Regions from separate parts of the Homo sapiens genome. Here region 2 is linked to region 1. A link is an interaction called in ENCODE POLR2A ChIA-PET data of the cell type or tissue named here. Cell type or tissue: PC-3. All regions are shown on one strand. Links, peaks and the distances in the headings refer to the core of each region. The heading gives the core; the rest is flanking DNA.

The links. Peaks named below come from ENCODE experiments on the same cell type or tissue, not always from the same donor. Only the 100,000 strongest peaks of a DNase experiment are listed, where the experiment ranks them.
Region 2: POLR2A ChIA-PET joins it to region 1 with 5 read pairs; 1 of 35 experiments calls an interaction of 5 or more read pairs at or near these places.

What each region holds. Positions count from the first base shown.
Region 1 is chr10:33,449,002-33,456,989 of GRCh38, forward strand. No RefSeq gene overlaps it. Among named protein-coding and RNA genes, the nearest start is that of NRP1, 120 kb to the left of the region's middle. In PC-3, for the core only: no CTCF peak of the experiment used is centred there; a DNase peak (open chromatin) is centred at 4,290; H3K4me3 peaks cover 809 bases; H3K27ac peaks cover 1,607 bases.
Region 2 is chr10:34,773,516-34,781,503 of GRCh38, forward strand. All of the region lies in intron 1 of PARD3 (par-3 family cell polarity regulator), which reads right to left. Among named protein-coding and RNA genes, the nearest start is that of PARD3, 38 kb to the right of the region's middle. RefSeq lists enhancers at 5,331-5,831, 5,832-6,332, 7,467-7,596, 7,807-7,866. In PC-3, for the core only: no CTCF peak of the experiment used is centred there; a DNase peak (open chromatin) is centred at 5,489.

The sequences.
Region 1 (7,988 bases), core at 1,426-6,425:
CCAGCTTCCTTTATAATGTATCTTCCTTCATTCCCCAATCTCCTCCCCTTCAATGGATTCAACTTTCAATTTTCTACCATTTCCCTGCAAAATGTCTAGAATCTATTCTTTGGCTTCTCATAATTCCTGTCCTGATTCCATTTCCACACCATTTTCTCCAACCTCATGTCTCTTCCCTTTTTTTTTTTTTTTTTTTTTTTTTTTGGCAAAAGGTCACCGTGAAGGCAAAATAGGTTAGCGAGAAGGCAGCTTCTATTGGGCTATGCTTCAATTTTTCTCTTTTGAGTTTCTCCCTACCTCCTTGGCCATTTCCTTAAACCTGTCTACACAGCTGTACACCACTGAAAGTGGGGTGTTGATATGCCAAAGAAAAATGGGCAAACTCCGTGTGCCAGCACACCATCACATGAACAGAAAATGAGAAACTGAAAATACATTTGGTGAAGGAATTCAGGAAACTGAGGGACAAATTGTCACAATGAAGATTTACCCCCTTGGTGTCAACACACCCAGGAAGATCAAAGTGAAAGACGAGGTAGAAGCTAATGTCAGCCCACAGAAGCTGGATGTGAGCACAGAGGCAGGCAGGCCAATCATGGGTAGAAGGATAGAGCTCTCTAGGGGAGCTAAGTTCAGAGCCCAGAGATGGCGAAACCTGAGAGTGTTTTAGAACCAGAAAGGCACTGTGACATCCCTGAGGTAATTTAGGGTGCTGTAAGTAGAAGCGGAAAGGAATAATTAGAGGAACTACATTCTATTCAGGTTTGTAGGAAGAATAGGATGGAGAGAGTCAGAGACTTATGAAGGCCCTCATCTTCATCACTTCTAGGGGGCTGATGGCTTCAAAGGGATGGAATCCAACATCTGACAAATCCGGGTGTTTATCTTGCTCCTAGGAAGTAAGGATGGTTCTTTATTCCTTCAAACTTAAGGATATTACTTTTTCTCTCCTTAAAATCAAGGAAATTAATTCTACATAAAAATAATTATATATAATATGTGTATAAATAACATACATATTCATATAGATTATATATATGTATACATATATGTATGAATTTGAGAAATAAATAAAGGAAAATGAATTAATTCAAAAGCAAAGACTGACTGTCCAGACAAAATAAGCTGGAAGATCATTAAGCAATTTACTCCAGAGAGTGTTCAGATATTACCATTAACACAGAAATATAGGACACTGACATTCTTCATAACAGATGCTCTTGAAAAATGAAGGGTTTGAAAAAAAGAATAAGGAAAAATAGCTAATATATGATAAACAGCTCATAGAATCAGAAAGAAATACAAATAAAAAAACTGTCCTTTAAAAAATATGGAAAATTTATAAACTTGATTTTCTTCAAAAATCATTAGTTTCAGAGTACTACAAAAATATTTTTAGTCTACACTGTATGAAAGACATATATTTTCAGATAATAACACATGGAGGCAAATTAGCTTTGTGTTTGCATCTTGCAGACATTGCAGTAAACATTTAGCCACCAATATCAATAATAAGTTTGTTTTATTCAGTATAATAGTCTTCAAAACATAGACCTGTGTTTACAGATCAAGATTAAATCAAGGGGTTATTATTAACCCTGGTAGTGACCTCTCTTTGCTGAAAATCAAATAAATCTAACAGGCATTTCTTTTAACTAAGCCCTTGAAAGAGAGAGGTTCTATCAGTGTTTGCAAAGACTGTTAAACTAGAACAAGAATTAGCTATTTGTTTCTGGTTTACTTTGCTTTAATATTTTAATGGTGCTATAAATTTTGGAGCTAATTAACATAAGAAAAAGTTCCATCCAGTGTTTTAAAATATTTTAGAACATTCTATAAATAGTTTCAGACAATCTTCTGACTCATGTTTAAAAACATGTCCAATTTATATCAGAATAACTCAAAATTGCAAATAACACCACCTTCCACCCAGAATCACTTCTGCTTAAGACACAGTAAAAGTAACCAGATTTACTCCCCTGCCTGAAACAACCTGTTATAATCTGTTTAGTCTGCTATAACAAAATAGCTTAGACTGGGTAATTTACAAACAATAGACATGTATTGCTGATAGTTCTGGAGGCTGGGAAGTCCAAGATCAAGGCATTGACAGATTTAGTGTCTGGACTGGGACAGTTCCTGGTAGATGGTATCTTCTATGTATCTTTAAATGGCAGAGGGAGTCAAAAAGCTCCCCCGGGCCTCTTTTATAAGGACACTAATTCCATTCATTAGAGCTCTGCCCTCATGACCTAATCACCCCCCAAAGCACCTCACTGCTTAATATTATCACACTGGGGATGAGTTTTCAACATATGCATTTTGGGGGTTGGGCACAAACATTCAGGACACAGTGCAAACAAAAACAAAAACAGATGGACAAAACATATGAAACAACAATTTTCAAGACCCACTGGACATATGACAACAATGATCCCTGAGAGACGGTAGACAAATGAGGTAGGCCCTGTGATTGTCCCAGCTACTACTCTAGCTTACTTACAAGCCATGTTGAGGGAGGGGAGAGAGATGGAGCTGAGAGTCCGGGGAGACCAAGGAGGAGAGAGAGAGAGAGAGAGAGAGAGAAAGAGAGAACAAACTCTGGGAGTTCTGCAGAGGGTCCCCCTTCAGTATTTATCTGAGTACAGACCAAACTGTGCACGTGGGGAAACTACCTAAAGCCAGAGGGGAAAAACTACCTAAAAGGATGAGGAGATAATGCAATGTAATAATGAAAAATATTTAGTTGATCAAACACAAGGCAAGAACACAGGGAAAAGGGAGCAAAGAATATACAGGACAAATAGAAAACAAGTAGAAAGATAATAGATTCACATTTATCCACACTGATAATTATATTAAATGTAAATGGTTAAAATGCATAAGTCATCAGCTTGGACCAGAAAAGAAAACAAGCCTCAACTACAGTTGCCTACAAGAAACAGACTTTAAATATAAAGGCAAAAATAGTTTAAAAGTAAAAGAACTTTTACTTTCAAAGTTCTTTTAAAACTTTTAAAAATATACCAAAATATACCATGCTAAAACTAATTTTTAAAAAGTGGAAGTGACTATATCAGTATTAGACAAAGCAGATTTCAAGGCTAAGACTATTAAGGGATATAAAAGAGTGCACACAGAATATTTACCAAGATAAACCGTATTCTGTCTCATAAAAGGTCTCAATACCGTTAAAAGGATTCAAGTTATATAATGTATACTCTCTGACCACAGTGAAATTAAATTAGAAACCCATAACAAAAAGATGTTTGAAAAATAGTCAAGTCATTGGAAATTAAATATACCTGTATCTATTAAATAATTATTTGTTGTTGAAAACCTTCCCACAAAGAAAGTTCTGGGCTCAGATGGTTTTGTTTGTCAATTCTACCAAGTATTTAATAAAAAATACCAATCCTACACAAAATCTTTTACAAAAAGAGAGAATATTTCCCAAGTAATTTTTTGAGGTCAGTATTACTCTGATACCAAAAGCAAGCATTACAAGAAAAGGTAAGTATAGTATGATATCCCTAAAGAACATACATGCAAAATTGTGCAGAATTTTAGCAAATACAACAAATACATAAAAGCATAATAAATGCAGAATTTTAGCAAATACAGTAAATACATAAAAGCATAATATGTTTTGAACAGGATAGTTTGTCCCGGGAATGCTAAGTGGATTTCACATTCAAAAGTCAATTAATGTGATTCATCACATTAATGAGCTAAAAAAGATAAAATCATCTCAGTGGACATAGAAAAAGCACTTGACAAAAATCCAACATCCATTCTTGTTTTTCCAAAAAAAAAAAATTTCAGCGAACTCAAAATTGAAGAGATTTTTCTCAACCTGATAGAGGGCATTTATGAGAAATCTATAGCTAATATCTTCTTTTAATAAATGTTTCGAAAATTAATGAGATCAGTGCAAGCAATGGTGCCCTGGGTCTTTGAGAAAGTAGAGCTCACGTCAGCTGCCTGATTTGGTTTTGTGCCTACTAAATTTTTTAGATCCTAGGCTAGGGTTTTGTGAAATGCTTTATCTAGTGTAACTGGCGCTTCCTGCTGCCAGTCTACATTCATTCGTCTTTAGCCTGCACCACCCTTAACTAGGGAGGCCGATGGCTGTCTCTCCTCAGGTTAACTGTCTGGGGATTTGGCCTCAGAGACAACACAGACGTAAAGCTCCTTGGGATTCCTTCCATCATTTGTGTTCTAAATGATTAGTAAGAGTGCAGTCTAATTTTTATTGTCATGCATGACTTGGGGTACAGTCATGCTGAACCACATAAATCTTTAGAGCCAATCATTGCAGGAACTGGTTTGACTGTTTCCACAAGTAATCTCGCCAGCATTCTCAATGTGGGCTCTTGAATCATCACTCCTAAATTTCTGAGCTCATCTGAGCTTTGCGATAATAATAGTCATAATTCTGAATTTAATATAGATGCTTTCATCTGCAAAGTGCTTGGCAAACATTAACTAATTAGACCCCGGATGCTCCTCTTGAGGTCCTCAAACAAATAGCACTGCCTCATTTTTGAAATGAGGGGTAAGAAAAAGACCTGAAGCTCAGAGCTCATTAGGGTAGCACAAAAGACAGTGGGAATCAAACCTAGAACCTGCTCTCGTCACATGGGCTTGGGTGACATACCTCCAACAGAACACTTTCCTGGAATCATTAACCTAACTTTTCTTTTGCAAGGAACGTGCATGACAAATGTGGTTACTTTAAAATGATAGGATTTCTTTTTATGAGTTATTGAAGTTTTGCACTGAATATTCCTTTCTACCTAAAGAATTAAGCCCCACATCTTGAGTCATGCTTGGAATGGTATTAACCTCATATTTTAAAGAGGCTTCTCCTAGGGCTTATGGTGAAACAAGAATACCTATGCACAGGCCACAGTTATGTCAGTGAGCATAAAAATTAAGAGTGCCTGCAAGTGCCTAGCTGCAGGTCTTCCTCATCCCAGCAATCAGGTCATCTGCACAATGAGATACGGAGGCTATCTGAGTGTCTGACTAAACTCTGCCAAAGCTCCTTTATTTGTTAAGCCTAAATTTAATATTCCCCTGCCTCCAAATTAATTCACCCTAATAATTTGGAATGTCCTTCACTTTTGCTGCCTCCTTTATGAATCAATCTAGAGATCACAAGTGAAAAGCTAACATTACTATTGCCTCTGTGTAAAAGTCCATAAATAATACTTCTTCATTATCAACAAAGAGTATTTGCTATCCAGTTCAGTCATGAGGTTTTTATAATTAGGAAGGGAATCTGGTAATCTCTTGTATTTATTTGCTTACTTTTATGAATGTAGCAACAATTGTGTGCCAGGCTATTGAGAATAAAGTGTGTGGGACAGAGACATCCACCGATTCATGTGAACACCAACAAGCGTTTGTCTGAATCTGGCCTTGAATGTACTTGGTGGTTTCCTTCCCTGCCAGCAGTAAATTTCAATGCTTGTAACAAATGATCTTTAATGGCTTCATTGCAATAAAGGCAGCCCATTTTGTTCTGTGCAGCCAGACCCAAGTCTTGCTTAAAGTAGGCCACCTTCCCTTGGAGCATTTATCCCACTATTTCAAAGTGCTTGGTATATATTATAGAACTTTCTCCATGGTTTTAGAAGACATCTGAACAATGGTTAAGAACAAAGTTTTTAGATGGGAGAACTGACTCAGCAGATCTCCTCCCAAGGTCAGCCTCATTAGCAGCCAATCAGATGTGTGCCTGCTGCTTGTTCCTTTGCATATTCAACACATATTTATCATGTATTTATTATGTGGTACAGTACAGGCATACTTCCTGCCCTCCGAGAGTTTACAGCCTGGTAAGAATATGAGATAGTCAAGTAATAATGTATAAAACCCTATTAGAATAAAATATGCTGCTTCGACACTTAGGAGAGTGACTCCATTCCAGTTTGGGGCATGAGGGATGATATGGGACAGTAACTGCTTTCTACACTGAGATCTGAAAGGCAGTATGTGTTAGTAAGCTAGAGGGAGAGGCAGAAAAGAGAGCTGCAGGCCAACGAAGTAGCTTGCATGAAAGCCTGGAAGCAACAGAGTGTGCAGAGTGATGGGGTGAGTGGATTTCACTCTATCAGGACCAAGGTAGGAAAAGAGAAGGCAGGAGATGCAGCTATATATATACTTGAACCAGGTTTTGCTGGTTTTGTAAGCCATGGTAAGGACTTTGGACTTTTTCCTGAGAGTAATGGGGAAAACTTTGAAGGGCTTGAGCAATAGCATATCAGGACTGGTTTTGTATCTTTTAAAATATCAGCCAGGTGCAGTGGCTCACACCTGTAATCTCACCACTTGGAAGGTTGAGGCAGGAGGATCGCTTAGGGCCAGGAGTTCAAAATCAGCTGGGCAACACAACAAGACCTCATCCCTACAAAAATAAAAAAGAACTTAGCTGTGAGTGGTGGTGCACACCTGGGGTCCCAGCTATTGGGGAGGCTGAGGTGGGAGGATTGCTTGAGCCCAGGAAGTCGAAGCTGCAGTGAGCCATGATCACACCACTGCACTCTAGCCTGGGTGACAGAGTGAGACCCTCTCTCAAAAAAAATCTTTTTAAATCATTTGTAGAGCAGAGTGGAGAAAGATTGTTGGGCAGAGGCCATTCAAGAGGCTGCTGTAGTAACGCAGATATGTCATGATGGTGGCCTAGACCAGAAAAGTAGCAATGAAAACGGAGAAAATGGAATGGACTTAGAGAAGATACAAGAGTTAAAATTAAGACTTTCAGATTGTTGACTATGGCAGGTGAAGGAGAGGGCGGAGTCAAAGCCGACTCCCAGGTTTCAGCTGGGTTGATGTTGGTTCTATTTCTTGATATTAGGAGCACAAGGAAGAATAGATGAGAGTAGGAAATGAGGATGAGAAATGAAAATTTCATTTGGTAGTTTAATTCTAAACTGCCTATGGGGATGGCCTGTAGACAGCTGGATGCATTTGTGTGAAGTCTAGGAGAGAGAGAGAGACTGGGGATATGGGTATGGGCATCATTACTATAAAGATAGTAGATGAACCAGGAAATTGCCCCAGGGAGGAAAAGAGGGGATCCTTGGATAAAATCACTGAAGAATATTGTCATATAAGGGGCGAAGAGGAGTATGCAAGGAAGACTAAGGAATGGCCCGAGAAGTACAAAGAAAGCCAAGAGAGAAAGATACCACAAAAGCCCAGGCAACGGTGCTTCAGGAAGGACAAGAGGAAGTGAATCAATAAGGAACTGAAACATATGAACAGGATTTAGGAAAAAGGTTGTTGGTGTCTCTAGTGAGGACATTTCATTTTAGTGGAATGGTTATAAAATAAACCATACGTCTGGGAGCTGAAGAGTGAGAAAATATAGACAACACGTGTAGACCTTTTTTGAGAAATTGGGAAGAGGAGGAGAGAAACATGGTATTAGCTGAAAGGTGAGGAGGGGTGGATAGCTGACGATTTTACAATGCGAAAGAGCCGAAAACATTTAACTGCTTACAGAGAAGGCAAGGAAGAGAGAAGAGAAAGAGTTCAGGATGGAGAGCGCATCATTTATGAAGGAAGCAGGACTTGTACCTCCAGCACTTGTAATTTTAGAGGGTGTCCTTGACCTCAGGTTAAATATTAAAATGCATACCGAGTTCACATCAACTACATGTTTTACAACAAAAAAATTAAAAGGGTTTTTATAATTTTGTTTGCAAAATTAGTTGGCTGTGAATAACTCACAATTTATAATTCAATATGACTTATCAGTAATCAACGCACATACTTGGGAATTTGGGAAAACTGAGAACATCCAACTAATAAATTGTTTTCAAATGTAGTAAGACATTTATGGATACTATGTTTACAATGCTGACATAATATTACATTTTATATGTACTCTATTATTACATGTGATTTTCATTATTCACATTTTGAATTTAATATTCTTTTTTCTGGATGCAAAAATGTCTACAGGTACTTGGCTC
Region 2 (7,988 bases), core at 1,067-6,066, 1.3 Mb after region 1:
GATCTTGATAATCATGCCAAATTGCTGTTCCGAGAAGATGCAGTCTTTTACACAACATCACCAACAACGTCCAAATGCACCAGGCCACTGTGACTTTGCAGCGTCAGGTATGTTAATCATTTTTGGTTTTGCCAATTTAACAGGATATAGGATAATATTTTAACTTTTGAGTCTCTGAAGACTAGGTTTATTCGGTGCTTTTCTGTGGCTTTTTACTGGTTAATTCCCTCCTTTGTGAATTGCCCACTTGGGTCCTTTGGGCAAACATCCACTAGGCACTTAATGTTCTTCTCATAAACTTGATGGGGTTAAAGTGCCTCATAATTGTTTTGCATTTTCAATTAGAAGCTTTCATAATATGAAAGAATAATAGAGACTTAATTCCATCACTGATTAGTTGGATAAATGTTCAGAAGTAAACCAACATTATCACTACCCCCAAGGACTCCCACCTCTGGGAAATAAAATGTGCTTTACTTTAAGCCAGTGGCTTTCCAAGTTACTAAACACAGTCCACATTTCTCACCCACTACTGCTTTCCACTAGAACAAACTCAGTGATAAAAATGGACTATCACCACGTAAACAGAGGGGAGAAAATACACACCTATTTAGAAACAGAGTCACAAATGAGTCATATTTTAACAGCAAAACATACCTGACTTCAATTCTCATTATTAGGAAATTATAACTCCAAAGCACTACTGATGCTAAAAACACAGCACTACATCCTATAGATCTGGCCAAAGAACTCTCCACAAACTGCACGGAGTCACCTTTTAGGCAAGGCTTGGCTTCTAAAATCAAGGCTAAGGTTAAGACAAAATTATCCTTGAAAATTACTTAAATAGCACACACAGTAAGCACATGTGGTTTTCTGAGTGCTGCATTACCTTTCACAAAGCCTAACCCTGCCAATTTTCCTGCAGCATTGGAAGGGATTGCTGTTTCTATGGTTGAATACCAGAAGAAACGCATCTGGCCTGTATTTAAGGAGATGTTGCATGAAAAAAATACATATTGTTAATTATTTTTAAGCAAACATTGAGACTTGAATTAGTATAAGTTAAATGCACATGACACAATGCAACTGTAAACTGATGATAAAGACAAATGAACTAATTTATAATTTAAAACCAAAACAAAAGCAGCAATTGAAAACCACAACCAACTCAACACTACACTGATCTTATACCAATAAAACATCCTTCTCACAATTGGCTTGAATTAAAACTACCTGCATGCACATATGTCATTGCTTTGCAATCCTGCCAAGTACTAAGTGACATCCAGACTTTAGAATACTGAACTGAAATCATCAATGAAATCTAGCAATTTCACTGGTATCTGTATTTGATATAATTTTTCATTTACAGATACCAAATTTCAGTGACTCCTGGAAGTTTACCTAGTTACGAAGATGTATGTAATAGTAGAACCCAGTGGAGGATTTACATCAACACTCAAGGTTTCTCAGTAATTGTGCTCTGAAGTCACCGCTGTGAAAACAAGTGCCAAACAAATAAAGGAAACAAAAAATATGAGCAAAAGTGGGCATTTTTTAAAGTCACAAATCCTTTCAGTTTGGAGACTTACACAACATAGAAGCAGCATAGAACCCAATATTTCAAGCTCATATGACAGAGCAGCTGCTCAAAATACAGCAGCACTCTAAATTTATATACTACTGAACCAAGATTGACCACCAAAAGGAACAAATCAGTCAGGCATGGTGGCTCACACCTGTAATCCCAACAGTTTCGGAGGCTGAAGCAGGAGGATCGCTTGAGGTCAGGAGTTGAGACCAGCCTGGGCAACAAAGCAAGACCTCATCTCTGCAAAAAAACTAGCCAGGCATGGTGGTGTGTGCCTGCAGTCCCAGCTACTTGAGAGGCTGAGACAGGAGGATCACTTTAGCCCAGGAGTTTGAGGCTGCAGTGAGCTGTGATGCACAACTGCACTCCAGCCTGGACATCAGAGCAAGACCCTATCTCAAAAAACAAACAAAAAGAAAGGACAAGTCTCCTTACAGGACCAAGCCTGGGCAGGCAAGCAGAATGCAAGGCTGCCAGTTCAAGGTGCCCTTTGTCCAAACAATCTACTACAAGAGATATATGCGTGAGAGAATGAAGAAATTTGGGTGCAAATATAAAGGAAAGCAAAGTAGATGAAGTATTGCTATGAGAGTTTGTCACTTACTGCCTAAAGAAACCAAAGAAGTGGAGAGAACTCTCTCATTTTTTTAAACCACACAAATTTGTACAGAATCAAGATGTAAAGAGAAATCTGTAGGTATTATTCTAGAATTTAAAAGACATATCATAAGAACTCTTGACCCACCTCTGAAAAAGCAATAAGCAAAGCTATCATCCTCACCACCTTCATGCTTTTCAATTAATAACTTTGTTCATTTTACAAAGTAATATATGGCCAGGCATGGTGGCTTACACCTGTAATCCCAGCACTTCGGGAGACCAAGGCAGAAGGATTGATTGAGCTCAGGAGTTCGAGATCAGCCTGGGCAACACAGTAAGACCTTGTCTCTACTAAAAATTTATATATACAACCCTATAGGCTCATGGTTGAAATTTTGGAAAAGTACGAAGCCAATAAAATTCATCCATAACTCTGACCAAAAAAGAATTGATCAGTTAGGCAGCCAAGAACCCTGGAAGAAAGTGAGAATATAATTTTGGAACTAGTAACAAGAAGACAAGGGAACAATAAACCCAGCAGGACACCATCTCTAAGCTCTGAGAACTAATTTTGACAAGTCCAAGAAAAATATACCTCAGACACCTACAAGAGATTACTATTTATGTGGCACAGGAGACACTAACATACGACAATCTGAGAAAGACAGAATGGCATGATCCAAAGCAATTAATCTGACTGGCTAGGGAGCTCAGTTTTTAAAACAGCAGATCTAAACACTTCAGGGGCCAGCACATGGCCAGGGAGGAAACAAAAATGTGGTATGAACCACAGGGAACTTTGTCAGAAGACAAATCCAGAATTAGCTGAAGTTCTTGAACAATTTTTTTTTTTTTTTTAGTAAGCAGAGGAAGGACAGCAAGGTTTTAAGCTATATTTGGGGCCAGGAAGAGATAAGCTACAGATAGAATACAGCTCCTATTAACTAATCATATGTTCTCTTGGTCTTTCACAACAGAAGAATCTTCAAACTAGTGAAGGAACAACATTGTGAGCAGAAAATTAGAAGCCTCCTCCCATCCGAATTCCACCATTGGTGGAAAAAGAAAACAAAAAAAAACAAATTAAGGAGACTATTTCCAAGTATTTTCAGTCGTGTTTTTTTGTGGGGGGGGGGGGCGGGTGGGGGATGGAGTCTCACTCTGTCGCCCAGGCTGGAGTGCAATGGCACAATCTCAGCTCACTGCAACCTCTGCCTCCCAAGTTCAAGCGATTCTCCTGCCTCAGCCTCCTGAATAGCTGGACTTACAGGCATGTGCCACCATGTCTGGCTAATTTTTTTTTTTTTTTTTTTTTGTATCTTTAGTAGAGACACGGTTTCACCATGTTGGCCAGGCTGGTCTCAAACTCCTGACCTCGTGATCCACCCACTTCGGCCTCCCAAAGTGCTGGGACTACAGGCGTGAGCCACCATGCCTGGCCTTCAGTAGTCTTATGTCATTTCCCTGCTTTGGAACCTTCGAAGACTCCTGCCTGCTCACAAAGCACGGACATCTTCCTATGTGACAAAGGACTCTACACTCAGTCCTTCAAGCCCCTTCCCTCCACCATCCCACCCTCTTCCCCTGGTGGACTCAGCCAGATCTGCCTCAGATGTCAATTTCCCTGGCTGGTCTCTAACTCACCATCAGCCTGAGAGGAGTTGAGAAGGCCTTCCCTGCAGCCCCATGTCCTCACATATGTGTCTCCTACTCCATTTCCACCTTTGCAAACATTTTATACAACCTCTCTCTCCCCGCACAGGGGGCTCTTAGAGGGCATCCTCACAGTGCAGCACCAGGTATACAGTAGATGCTCATTAGACATTTGGATAATTTTTATTTTTTAGAGACAGGGTCTCACTCTGTCACCCAGGCTGGAATACAGTGGTGCAATCGCTGCAGCCTCAAACTCTCAAGCTCAAGCAATCCTCCCACCTCAGCCTCCTGAGTAGCTGGAACTACAGGCATGCACTACAACAGTCAGCTAATTTTTTTTTTTTTTTAAGAGATGGGGGTTTTGCTTTGTTTCCCAGGCTGGTCTTGAACTCCTGGGCTCAAATGATCCTCCTGTCTCAGCCTCTCAAAGTGTTGGGATTACAGGTGTGAGCCACCTCACCCAGCCAAGCATTTGTTAATTAATCAACTGATTCCCTGAGGAATGATGGTGAGTCTAGGAAAGAGACCAGAAAATTAAGATGAGCACTGCCCTCCCTCCCGCAAGGAGGCCTTTGGGAAAGAGACTGCTGCCAAGTTACCACCACATCCACGGCTCTTGAGTTAGAGCTTTATCCTCCAGCAGCCTTCAGAGGTACCACTGTCCCTCCATATCCGTAATGGATTAGTTACAGGATCCCTGTGGATACCAAAATCCAAGGATGCTTAACTCCCTGACATGAAATGGCGCAGCATTTGCATATAACCTCTTGTATACTCTAAATCAGCTCTAAATCACTTATAGTACCTAATACAAACTCACTAAGCTCCAAGCCAATGTGTGTGGCTTTAGGCAAGACATTTAAGCTTGTGGTATCTCCAGGTATTCATCTGTAAATGGACAGGGGAAATAGGGAGGAAGGTTGCGGTCTGCTGGATTCTAAATCCCTCGGGCCAAGGACAGAAATGAGGCAAAGGCTGGTTCAAATCCACTTGTTTGGCAAGTAGTTGGCAATTTCACTGTGCTGCCTTAACCATCATGTTCTCAGCTTTAAGAACTGAGCATCATGAATGAAGGGGAACAGACTTCGTTTGTGTTGCTAAATGGCAAACATGAATTAACAAGGGGGAAAATGCAGCAACAATCAGGCCAACAGAGCATTTTCCAATAAGAAATGTTATTCCCTAGAATTGGCTGCCTTGAAAGGTGCCAAGTGCATGGCCACAGACAATATCCTCCAGCAGAGACATGGTGGAGGAAAATTTCTACACTGTTCAGAAGATCTACACATTTAGAAGGGACCTCTTAGGTTCCTTTCAACTCTAAATTCTATTTTATGAATTACATGACTAAGAAACTATATGTATGCTGAAAAGACTTAAGTGACAAATTATGTTTTTAATAACATTAAGAGCTTGCCAAAAAAAAGAGCTGGCTGTTTAAAATACCTGGTATGATTAAATAAATCTCATTTCACCTATCGTTTCCTTAACATGAGGTAGACCAGTATTTTTGTTCACAAAGGACTGACAAACAGCAGCTAACTGAGAAAGCTGTCAGATTCTGACTTAGAAAAATCTAGCATCCTTCAGCATACATAGTATATTTAGTTGTTCAGTATTAATATGTTTAAAGTTACAGTCACCATCCAAATAAACTAAAGCAGGCTGGGCACAGTGACTCATACCTGTAATCCCAGCACTTTGGGAGGCCGAGGTGGGCGGATCACTTGGGGTCAGGAGCTCAAGACCAGCCTGGCCAACATGGCGAAACCCTGTCTCTACTAAAAATACAAAAATTAGCCAGGTGGTGCACACCTGTAATCCCAGGTACTCGGGAGGCTGAGGCAGGAGAATCGCTTGAACCTGGGAGGTGAAGGCTGCAGTGAGCCAAGATCATGCCACTGCACTCCAGCCTGGGTGAAAGAGCTAGACTCCATCTCAAAAAATAAAATAAAATAAAGCAGCCGGGCGCGGTGGCTCACGCCTGTAATCCCAGCACTTTGGGAGGCCGAGGCCCAGCAGATCACGACATCAGGCGATCGAGACCATCCTGGCTAACACGGTGAAACCCCGTCTCCACTAAAAATAAAAAAAAAATTAAAAAAATTAGCCAGGCATGGTGGCGGGCTCCTGTAGTCCTAACTACTCGGGAGGCTGAGGCAGAAGAATGGCATGAACCCGGGAGGCAGAGCTTGCAGTGGGCCGAGATCACGCCACTGCACTCCAGCCTGGGCGACACAGCGTGACTCCATCTCAAAAATAAAATAAAATAAAGCAACTATGCAGATATCACCAGCTTTTAAATTTTCTTCAAGAAACCCTCTGAATTCAGTCCTTCTGTGAAGAAAGATGCATTACCTGACACACACAGGCAGGCAGTGGAAGACATTCATTAGCTAGAACATTTCAATAGCAAAGCATGCAAAACTGCAAATGCCATCTAGACAAGATCCATGCCTGGAGACATCCAACGTGGCACTTTCAAGGAGACGTGTCCATTTCAAAGTCCTATACACAGGCAAATTCCTTGGTGATTTTCTTGGGTCTGTCTTCTCTGAGTCCCTTCTAGCTGTAGATCTAAATGCTCGGAAGTAAACAATGACAGTAATGCCACCGAGTGGCACCTGAAATCAACTGTGACTCTCTACGATTCCCCATCCTATTCTACTTCCCTCCATCTTCTTCTTTCCCCGGAAGATGCATTACACCTTCTGGTAATCCCCATGGAAACTACTGTGAAGTCCATTTTAACTCTGCTTCTTTTGTATGAATGGTTTTAAAATTGCTGAGACTTATTTTATTAAAAAAATTAATTTGCTCTTGACACAACTAACTTCACAAACTAATCACCAAATACCTTCCTGGTTTTCCATTTCTACCTCCTGACCTGAATGCTCCTTACCATAGAGATGTGGAGAGCACTGGCTGTAAGTCCAAGTACTGGTTTACGGCAGATGTCTTGGAGATCTATCTCAATAGCCCTCTCAAAACACGTTTGTAATGATGTTGAATATAAAATAACAATTTACATAATAAGGTGCATAAGCACCTCCTTTGCACTATTAATAAATTTTTGTTGGCAATATTTTCTAGGGATAAACATCTAATTATTACAAGCCCATAATCAGAAAAATGTCTTATGAGCGTGACATTCAGGAATTATTTCTTGGAGGTCATCAGGAGTCACAATAGGAGGAAATCGTGCCCTGCTGTTAAAACTCTACCAGAATTCATTAATAAAAGCACTGCTCAGTAGAAATGTAGTCTTTGGTCTCCTGTCTATTTTATCCCCAGGGACAACAGTACGCCCTTTCTTTTCTCTTGCCGCAGTTTTTTACAGAAGCTGTATTTTTTATCATAAAAGGAGGGGAAGCTGCCATTCAAAATTGCTGTTATTTTCCTATTCTGTTTCTCTGGATAAAACAAGACTTCTAAACTAACAAAGGACAATAATCAGTGCGGAGGCAACATACGCTGAAATAAGGAAATGCTGAAAACTAACATTCACCACGCCACACATAAAAAGCAGCTGAAACTCAACGTGAAAGCTAAACCTCAAGATATGACTTCACACAGCTATAACGGGAAACATAAAAGCAACTTGGGATTTCCTCTATTTGAAGGGATGCATTTCCGCTTACTTTGTACTTTCCTTGAACTTGGAGCAGGACATCACTCTTGCATCCCACGCTTCTCAGCTCAGGCTCGGTATCCAAAAAAAGCTCTGTGCCTCTGGGGACCTGGGGCACCCCTCCCCCCTCTAGCCTGCTGGAGCACCCACATGTGCAGAGGCTCACACGAGCATAAATCAAGGGACATGGCTGACACTAAGCACTGCTGAGAGCCTGCACAGCTGCAGACGCTGCTCACAAGTAAAAGAGATACCCCTCTGCAGGAGGCAGCTGCGGTATTTCACTTGCCCCTCTGACCAGGACCCATGCAGTCCTTGGAAGAGCTGGGTGCTCCCTAGGGCAACTGGTATTTTCTGTCTGCTCTTTGGTCACTTCCCATTCTTTTTTACTGGTTTCTGGTGGTTTCCACATGTGGACAAATAGAGCATAATAAAGAGGTCTGCCAGATTTCAGCCTCCTTTCACAGATGAGGCTTGGTTTAAAAGGAAAATGAACGAAAGAAAACT